Regions from separate parts of the Homo sapiens genome. Here region 1 is linked to region 2. A link is an interaction called in ENCODE POLR2A ChIA-PET data of the cell type or tissue named here. Cell type or tissue: MCF 10A. All regions are shown on one strand. Links, peaks and the distances in the headings refer to the core of each region. The heading gives the core; the rest is flanking DNA.

Evidence for each region. ChIA-PET counts read pairs that join two places held together with the same protein. Peaks named below come from ENCODE experiments on the same cell type or tissue, not always from the same donor. Only the 100,000 strongest peaks of a DNase experiment are listed, where the experiment ranks them.
Region 1: POLR2A ChIA-PET joins it to region 2 with 5 read pairs; 3 of 35 experiments call an interaction of 5 or more read pairs at or near these places.

What each region holds. Positions count from the first base shown.
Region 1 is chr12:91,246,459-91,251,857 of GRCh38, reverse strand. No RefSeq gene overlaps it. Among named protein-coding and RNA genes, the nearest start is that of DCN, 66 kb to the right of the region's middle. In MCF 10A, for the core only: no CTCF peak of the experiment used is centred there; no DNase peak of the experiment used is centred there.
Region 2 is chr12:91,186,518-91,191,916 of GRCh38, reverse strand. No RefSeq gene overlaps it. Among named protein-coding and RNA genes, the nearest start is that of DCN, 6.4 kb to the right of the region's middle. In MCF 10A, for the core only: no CTCF peak of the experiment used is centred there; a DNase peak (open chromatin) is centred at 2,236.

The sequences.
Region 1 (5,399 bases), core at 122-5,121, 60 kb before region 2:
TCCAACCTAAAAATATCTACCTCCTACTACTATCTATCTCCTACTAAGAATTAATCTATATCCTATTTATCTATCAATCATAAGTTGAAGAAAAATTTATTGAGAAATGTGTAATAATATCTGTGGCAAGCACTGGAAATCCGTACATTAATAAATAGATCCACGCTCTAACTTTGATAAATTTCAAGTTGAGATTTTGAGTAAAAGATTCTAATAAGTATATGAACAAATTTCTACAGGAACTATACCTCGTGGTATAATTGCCTTTGACTTGAATAGACATTTCTGCATAAAAGACAGACAAATGGTCAACAGGTTTATGAAAAAAATGCACAATGTCACTAATCCTCAGGAAAATGCAAATTCAAACCACGTGAAATATCACCACATACCTGTTAGAATGCATATTACGTAAACTGAAAAAGACAACAGTGTTGACAAAGATGTGGAGAAACTGAAATCCTTGTAATAGCGAATGCAAAGTGGTGACACCATTATGGAAAACAGTATGGAAGTTTCTCAAAAAACAATAGCAATAATGTATGTGCCAGCAATTCTACTTCTGGGTATTTATCCAAAAGAAATGAAATCAGGATCTCGAAGAGATATTAGCATGCCTATATTCATAGCAATATTATTTATAATAGCCAAAATGTGGATCTAAATGTCCATGGACTGATAAATGAATAAAGGAAATCTGATATATGCATACAATGGAATGCTATTCGGCCTTTAAAAAAAAGGAAATTCTGTAATGTGCAACAACATATATGATCCTTGAGGATGTTATGCTAGGTGAAATAGGCCAGCCACAAAAAGACAAATACTGCATGATTCTACTTACATGAGTTATCTAAAATAGTCGTGGAATTACTGAGGGGAAGGGAAAATGGGGAGTTACTAATCAGTGGGTAAAGTTTCAGTTACTCATGAAGAATAAGTTGTAAAGATCAGCTATACAACATCAACAGTAAAAGCTTATGCATTTCAAAATTGTTAAGTGAGTAGATCTCATGTAAGTGTTCTTACCACAATAAAAGAATTAATAAAGTAAAAAAAAAAGCCTGTGCAACTCAAGATCCCTGTAATGTATCTCTTGTCTTTCTTTATATTAAATTTCCTTGCCCTGTGTATCAACTGTGTTGTAATAAAAACTGTTATATCAGACTTTCCCTTACGTGATGAGAAAACCTTTCTACATGGAACTGAAGTTGACTTAACCCATTTAAAAGAGATCTTAGAACATGTTATCTATCTGAATGGATTAAAAAGGGGATGAGAGCACAACAAGATTCAGCATGAAACAGAATCAAAATTACAAACTGCGCTGTGCTCAAAACAGCTCACATTTTGTAATCAGAGCTCTCCCAGATGTTCTCAAAGAGTCCCAGGACAATCATGTGAAAAATAAGGATATGAGGCAATGAGAGAACTATATATCCTGGGGATTTGTTTCTTTATAACAAAACTCCTTTAAAGTAATTTATCAAAGTCACCCCAGAACTGAAGACACTTACCATGGTCGTAAAACCTCAAACTTAGTGCTCTCTTTTTGGAAATTGAAATTGCTGCAGGCTTTTTTTGATTGGCCATTTCTTTAAAAAGCCAGTTTGTCATTTACCATAAATATAGGTAAGAGAGGATGAAAAGAAAATGTTGCCAGAGACAACAGTGGAGTGGAAGTTGGATGCTACTAATAAAGTTTATGCTTAAGGTCATTTTCAAAAACATAGCACAATGTATACAAGTAAATAACACACTGAATATAGGAGCAAATTCCATGTCTGTTTTTGAACAAACAGCACATTCTGTAGATTTTAGGTCCATTAACATCAGGAACTAATCTTTTACATAAGCCATTTCTATTATCTTGTCCAAAGCTGAGGTCATACACTAGGGAGAGAGGGGTGAACTTTTTATTTCACACACACCCATTGCTGGCTGAGCTTAGCATGTGAGAAATCTGTTACCCTATTAATTATATGAGCTGAAAACAATTCTTGTTCATATTAGTCAGAAGAATATAACTCTCTTTATAATAAGTAAAGATAGAGATTACTTTAAAATATTTTGGAGGATTTTGTAAAAACACAGTTGGGACAGAGGCTGCTGCCAACCATAGAACTGCTTTTAATTAAAACCTTGTTCAACATGCTTACAGTGGAGTTTTCTTATTTTTCTATTATATAAAGATTAACTGATTCAGCAATTATTGAACTCGGGACACATTATAAAACTTTCTTCTGAGACTATTAAGCCAAGAAAAAATCAGCTGTGATTCATTAGATAATAACACTATCAGGAAGAATGTGCTCTAAGTTATCCCTTAGTAATGTTTTTTTGTGGCTGTAAAACACACAGGCCTGAACTAAAAAAAAAAAAAAAAAAAAGCCTTTTCATTTTAAATTTAATAGAAATATATATAATTAAATAGTAATGGTAGATATATATATATATATAAGGCCAATGGACCTATTAAACAGAATGTAAAAGTTAGATAAACTGGGTTCCATTCATAATTTAGATTGCTTCACTATATGCCATAGTAAAACTACTATTACTCAATACTTAGCCCATAAAGTCAAGCCAACTTTGTCTATTAAGGGATGTGGTGCAATTTTCACATAATATTTGCATGTTATAGAGGACTAGAGGGACTACACAGAACTTAATTCTTCAGCATTTTCTTGGACTCCAGGAAACCTCCAAATGCTCTCCCCTCATCAAAATTTACTATTAACTCCAAATTTTTGCAAATGACTTTGTCACTAACTATGTGGAATATATCAACGTTCTTTTACTTTTTCACTCTATTTTCTGAGAAGGATATTTTCAACAGTGAAAGAAAAACTTTCATGATCACATTCCACTAAGTTTTCTGATTGTGAAGTAATTAAAATAGTATCTAGGTGATCTTCATAAAATGACAGAACCACAATGATAATTGGGAAGTTCAAAAACCTTCTATCAACCTTGATAGAACTGCTAGGTAAAAACCAAATCAACAAAAATATAGAAGACCTGAACAACATTATCAACTATAAAAATATGGCATCTATAGAACACTTCACTGAACAACAGCTAAATATACATTTTTTCAAGCATGCATGGAACATTCCTTGAGATACATCAAGTCCTAGCTATAAAATAAACCTCAACAACTTTAAAAAATTTGAAATTATAAAGAGTATGTTCTCTAATCATAACATAATTAAACTAAAAACTAATAGTAATAAGAAGAAAATCTCTGCACCTTGAAAATTAAACAATACACTTCTAAATAATCCATGATTCAGAGGGGATATCAGACGAAATAAAAATGCGTAAAACTGAATGAAAATAAAAAATGCAGCATATCAAAATATGTGAGATGTAGAGATGTAGATAAAGCTGTTATGAAAGGGAAATTTATAGCACAAAATGCTTATGTTAGCTAAAAGAAAAAAAAAGTGTGAAGGTCTTAAATCAATTACCTCTGTGCAAAATTTAGGAAACTAGAAAACCAAGAGTAAATAAATGCAAGGCAGGTAAAGTGTGAAATAATAAGTAAAAGAGTAGAAATCTATGTAATTGGAAATCAGAAGACAATAGAAAAGAATCAACAAAACAAAAATTGATTCTTTGGAAAAAATAATAAAATTGATGAGCTTATGGCAGGACTGGCCAAAATTTAAAAAGAGAGGACACAAGGCAAAAATATCAGCCATATAAAGACTAAAATGCAGTACTATGAGCAGCTTCTACTCATAAATTCAAAGTAGACTGATGGATCAATTCACTGAAAGCCACAAACTGTAAAATCCCAACCAAAGAGAAATGTATCATTTGATTAGTTTTTAACTATGAAAGAAATTCAATTCATAATTAGAAGTCTTCTGAAGAAAACAATTACATGTCCAGATGGTTCCAGTGAAAAATTCTAACAAACATTTAAAGAATACCAATTTTATACAATCTTTTCCAGAACAAAGAAAAGGAGAGAAAGCTTCTTAATTTATATTATGAGGTCAGAATTTCTCTGACACCAAAATAACAAAGAAAAATTACAGATCAATATCCCTCATGAGTATATATGCAAAAATCCTTAGCAAATTGAATCCAAAAATGTATAAAAACAATTATACACAGTGAATAAATGAGATTTATTTCAAGTAATGAAAATCTGGTTCAAAATTCAAAAATCAATGTAATTGACTACATCAAAATGCCGAAAAGAAACATATATATATATAATTAATTAATTAATTGAAGTAGAAGCATTTGAAAAACTCCAACACCCATTAATTACAAAAACTCTCAGAAAGTTATAATTACAGAATATTTGCTTGAACATGATAGCAAAATGTAAAAAAAAAAAAAAGTTTATAGCTAACAGTATATGTAATAGTGAAATACTGAAAGCTTTGCCCCTAAGATTAGGAACATATTAAAGATGTCTACTCTTACCTCCTATATTTAACATAGTACTACAAGTTCTGGTCACTCCAGTGAGGGAAGAAAAAGAAATGAAAGTTATACAGATTGGAATGTAAGAAATAAAATTGTCCCTATCTGCAGATGACACGATTGTCTTAGAAGAAAATTCCAAGATATCTCTATAAAAATTAAAAAGTAGAACTGTTAAGTTAGTTCAGTAGTTTGAAAGATACAAAACCAACACAAAGAAACTCATTCTTATATGTTAAAAAATAGCATGTGAAAACAAATTAAAAACACAATACCGTTTTTAATCACTCCAAATAAAATGAAACTCATGTATAAACTTAAGAAAATGCATACAGGATCTCTACACTGAATATCCCAATATATTGTTTGAAATAAATAAAATACCTAAATAAATGATGAGAGTTACTCTGTTAATGAACTGTGATTCAAGATATGAACAATCTTCTAATTGATCTATATGTTTAATGCAATTTCCAACAAGATTTACATAGGCATAATCAAGCTTATTCTAAAGTTTATATGGTAACACACAGACTCAAGAATAGCTAAAACAATCTTGACAAAGAATACAATAGAAGGAATTATTCTACCTGATATTAAGTCTTACTATTTAGCTATAATAAATGAGAGGGTATATTATGGCATAGGGATACAAGCAAATATCGATAGTAAAGAGTAGAAAATCCAATAATAGACCCAAAGGAATACCGACATGATTGCAATAAAGTTCAAAAACAACTTGCTAGATGAAGGATAGCCTTCTCAACAAACAGTGCTGGAGCAACTGTATATCATAGGCAAAATATGAACTTTGATTTAAATTACATGTTATTCTAAAAGTGAACTCAAGATGGATCACAGACTTAAATGTAAAACAAAATGATTGATAAATTGAACCTCATCAAAATGAAAAACTTTTCCTTTGACAGTGACCTTTATGAGTATGAAAAGAC
Region 2 (5,399 bases), core at 255-5,254:
GGAGAGGCAACAGGAAGTACAGACAAGTAGGGTTTTGCAGTTTAATTGGTGGGTGCCTGGGGGATCATTTGTGAAACTTTGAGCAGAGCCAGTTGGTATGGTGAAATCTCAACTATGGGACCTGGCATGGCACTGGATGGACTGAGATGTCAAAAATTGCCATTCTGAAGGGATATTCAGCTTGAGTAGAGCTTGGACTTGAACCAGTGCCAAGCTAACAGGCTTTTGCCAGCAAAGACAGATTCTTCTAGCTGCTTAAAGGGATGTAACATGGAAAAATTGAATGTATATGCCTCGGGGTTTGAAGAATCTTGACCTCTACAGGGCTAATAATCAACAACTATTTATTTAGGTTTACCATGTGCCATGCCTGTTTTAGGCATGCAAAATACAAAAGTGAACCAAAGTGACAATATCCTTGCTTTTATGGAGTTTGCATTCTGGGAGCCACATCTAAGAATGCTTAGCATGATTTAACTGTGGGGTGAGCTAAATTATGGTTTTAAAACTGCAAATGAAAGTAACCTTAGGCAAATTTTGTCTGGTACTGATTTTTTTCTAAAACTCTTTACATAATATTTAAATTATTTCTGTTGCTTAAATTTAGACATTTAAGTCATTTGTTTTTAATTTCAAAGTACTCAGTTTTTGTGTTTTTTTTTTTTTTTTGAGATGGAGTCTCACTCTGTCGCCCAGGCTGGAGTGCAGTGGCGCGATCTCGGCTCACTGCAAGCTCCGCCTCCCGGGTTCATGCCATTCTCCTGCCTCAGCCTCCCCAGCAGCTGGGACTACAGGCCCCCGCCACCACACCTAGCTAATCTTTTTGTATTTTTAGTAGAGATGGTGTTTCACCGTGTTTGCCAGGATGGTCTCGATCTCCTGACCTCGTGATCTGCCCGCCTCGGCCTCCCAAAGTGCTGGGATTACAGGCGTAAGTCACCGTGCCTGGCCCAAAGTACTCAATATTTAAAAAAAAAACAACAACACTGTACAGCAATAGATATTATTATTTTAGGAAGATATTTATTAAGTTGTTCCATAAAATAGTTTTTTTTTGGAAAATATTTCTCGTAAGACCAAGATTAAAGCTTTTATTTGACTATGACAAGTTAGTTAAACTGTATAGTCACAAGATATATCCTTTCCTTTTTTTCATAAAACTGCTGTGACAAGACAGGTATGTTACTGAAGCCTTATTGTGAATACTGATTAGAGAACTTAAAATACGGCCTGTTAATAGGGAGTCAGTGTCATCCCACCACATACCTTAGCTGGTCTCCAAATTATGTCCACAGTGCATATTTTGTAAACAAACATTTGGTGACATTAGAGCTTCTTTGATGAATTATTTTTACAGAACAGTTGTACATTTTAATTGCTATGTTTCTGTGTGGTACAGATTTTAATAAAAAAATGTTAAGCCTCTCCAAATTGCACCTTTAAAGAACCATAGCAAATTCCCAGTGCTTACTGACTAAAGCCATGCCTGTCTTCCTAGAAGTCTTTCCCTTGAAGCCTCATAGTGCTGTCTCCTCCCTTGCCTCTGATAGTTTCTTCCCATTTCACTCTCCTCCCACTTAAATTTGAAAAAACAAATTCTAGCACAAAACAAAGAAATGAATACAGAAAGCTTTTTTTTTTTCTAAATTGAAAACCTCTATGATTTTACTCATATGGGGTATCTGAAATGGGCAAATTTATGAAGACAGAAAGCAGAATAGAGGGTATAAGTGGTTGGAGGTGGGAACAAAGGAAATCTGAGGTTATTGTTTCATTGATGCAGAGTCTTTAGGATGTAGTGAAACTTTTGGAAATAGATAGTGGTGATGGTTGCATGATGTAAATATACTTAATTCCACTAACATGAACACTTAAATATAAAATGGTTAAATTCATGTTATGTATATTTTTACCACAATGAAAAGCACACATACACAAAGGAGTCATTTAAACCACCGCATTTGCAATGGCATCATTAAGCACGAGTTAATGTAACATTGGTACTACCACATTTTAATTGTCAGCTAGCAGCAGTCAAGATTTGCAACTACATGGAATAAAAACAAAAAACCTTCACAGTATTTCCTGTAATCTCTCAGCAGCTTTCCCTATGTGGTTTTACTTTCCAGTGACAGGCACATAATGTTCTTATCATTCAGAGGGTTAACAAATCACCTATTTGGAGAGTGTTTTGATAGCACAAACTTCTATGGTTCTTGGCCCATGGAAAGAATTAAATACTCTGTTTCTAGTTGGATTTGAATTGTCGTAGACGATGAGTAATGCTAGAAAAGTTATTGAAAATCGCCTCCAGGAATGAAGATGTTTCATAAGAAGCCAATCTTTTGATGAAGAAAGCTCCAAAGAGATTTAAACCTGAAACACCAAATGTGATCATGCCCCAGTTTTCTCTTCTTGCCCCCATAGGCTCATAATTATAAAGGAAGCTTGCATATTGGTGATTTAATGCTTTTATAAATGATAAGCTCAGACATTATTCTATAAAGAATGGGCACATAAATTATTTTCAAGCAGCCTATTTTCTCAGGTAGTAGAAAAGGATCTATACAAGATACAGGATTATTTCCAAAAATAAAAACACTCATGATTCAAATAGCATGTTTTACTTTGTTGTCAAGTTAATATATATCTGCATCAAAAAATCATGTCATGAATTATTAGAGAAATAATCTCAAAAAGGCAAATTGCAAGGGATGAATTATTGCCTTTGAAGGAGCAACTTGAATCAAATCAAATAGTTCTCAAGGGGCTGAAACTATCTCAGAAAAAGTTCCTAAACTAAGTCATTATTTTATACTACCAACATTAGAATAAAACTTTTCATTCATTTGCCTACTTAAATTCTGCAAGGCTGTACCCTGTGGTGGAGCATTTACTTTTCCTAAGATACTGGGTAAATTGAAAGGAGAATATTTACACACCAAATAGGGGCTCTACAGTAAATACATGCTGCACAGACATGACCTGCATTTGAATGCTCCAAACTAAACAGGACATAACTTTCAGGTTAGAGTGTGAATAAAAGGCAAGTAGAAAAAGAAAACAATCTCTTAAAATCTTCAATCCATCCTGAAATTTTATTTATGTGTCATTAACTTAACAGAGTTTGTCTTATATGACAGTTCTGTTCTAAACCTTTACATATACTGACTCATCTTATTCTCATCTGAAGCAGGTACTATCCATGGAGAAGGTCCCTAAGGTCACACAGATAGCCAGTGGCAGAGATGAGAATCAAGCATAAGCAATCTGGCCCCTGGTCTGCATGCTGAACTGCTGCATTATGCTACCTTCCTGAAAAGCTAGTGAAGAGAAGAGATCTTTGTTGAAGGAAATCACAAATACAGGGTCTTTTTTGTTTTCCATATGTCAGGCATTCCACACTATTCTATTATATCGTATCTTGTGCTTGGCCTCAACTTCCGACTTCACACAGGGCATTTTTCTTTGTTGGAAAAGGAGGTAAGGCATTGTTAAAGGGTCTATTTTGGCAGGTATATGGTGGCAGGCCTGGTTTCAGCAGCATATTCAACTAACACGCAAAAAGGCAGGAGCAGGACCCAGGAAGGAGTCTTCCAGGTAATGTCTGGCTTTTATCATTCTCTTTTGTAGTTTTCCCTCACTCCCAGTATACGCAGTTCCAAAGATCACCTCATCTGTAAAATGTCAAAATTTTTGCCATCACTCAGTGCAAGAAGCTTTCATTCAACACAAGGTCCTTTCCCATGTGAAAAACCAGCCAATCGGGAAAATTCCATATGAACCTTTCCTTCTTTCTGTCATTCTATAATTCAGATTGTGTGATTCTCCAGCATTGCTCAGACCAGAGTCCCTTTCAAGACGATACATTATTTTAGTACCCTAAAAGTAAAGTTGAACTCACATAGAATGAGTAATTTCTTATAATTTTCACATACATCAAGAAGTTTAGTTAACGTAATCATTTTTGTTTGTTCTTCCTTTCCATTGGAAGCATCCTTGGAGATGAAAATGCAAACAAAGAAGTCAACTTTTCCTGCTATCACTTACAATGGCAGAAGTGTTGGTTAGAGTGGTGCAGAGGGCAGTGTTCAGAGTACGCTGCCTCATCACACATTATTTGTGCTTTTAAAATTGACTATGTACCATGGTGCCTGGTGCAGAATGAGTACTCCAAACTTTTCTTTTTAATGTATTACATCATCTTCCTGAGAAGTAGCTCTATTTTCGCCATGCTCATCTATCTTCCTTCCCCTTACTAAGATATTAATATACTGAGATTAAAACTACAACCTTCTAACTAGTTTCCTTGACTCTAGTTTCACCACTCTACATGTGCTTGCTAGATTTGATTTTCTAAAATAATAATTGGATCATGTTATTACCTCATTCAATTACCTTTGATAACATCTAGATTCAAGCATAATAATTGGCACATATTCATCAACAAATTAATATTTGATGAACAAATGAATGAATAAATGTATAAGTGCTCCATGGGAGAATTTCAAGTCCTTCCACAGTTAGACCTTACCCTCATTTATTTCATTATCTCCTTTTAGTTATTTCCATAAACATGGGACATTAATTTATTGTGTGACTTTGACATGTCAGATACCATGAGAGTTACTGAATGTTCAAAGAAATAAAGGAACTCAAGGCTTCTTTGAAAGAAAGTATCTGCTTAAGCCACATTGATTTATTTATTGTCTTCTGCTTTCCCATTGCCAAGGTTTGTTAGTGTCATTTTGCCAACATAAAAAGCCATTTCTTTCTTTTCTCTCCATGCATATTCTTTTCATCCCTCAGGATTTAGCTCAAATTGTACCTTGTTCATTATAAACACTTACCTAACCACTCAAATGTAAAGTGATCCATCCCTCAATCCCTTCTCTGACTTTCTAAGACAATTATTTTAATTACATCATACTTTACTTTGGCCGGGAATTATACATTATAAGTTTTCTGGTATGCTAAAGCTAAAATATTATTATACAAATCTATAGTTTATGCCATATCTCCTTATGCAACATATTTCCCTTGAGGCTATGCCCTTCACATCGTACTTTGTATTTCTTGGTATCTTCCATGGGGCCTGGTATAACACTTCCTCCCACAGTGGTTCCTCAGTCTATATTTTTTGATTAATTGATTGATGAGTTATTGTAAATTTCCTTGTATTTAACAGAGAGGTATGTACCTTGTGCAGACTAATGGATATTCAATAAGTGTTGATTTACTGTCCAAGTACAAACTAATCAATATTATGGAAATAATAATTAATCTTTTAATTAATTACAACTGACAAAAGAGATGCCCCAGAGCATTCAAGAAAAGTCAGGAAATTAAGGAACTGAATATCTCCTTGATACTTTTTAATCTATTTTAATTCATTACTT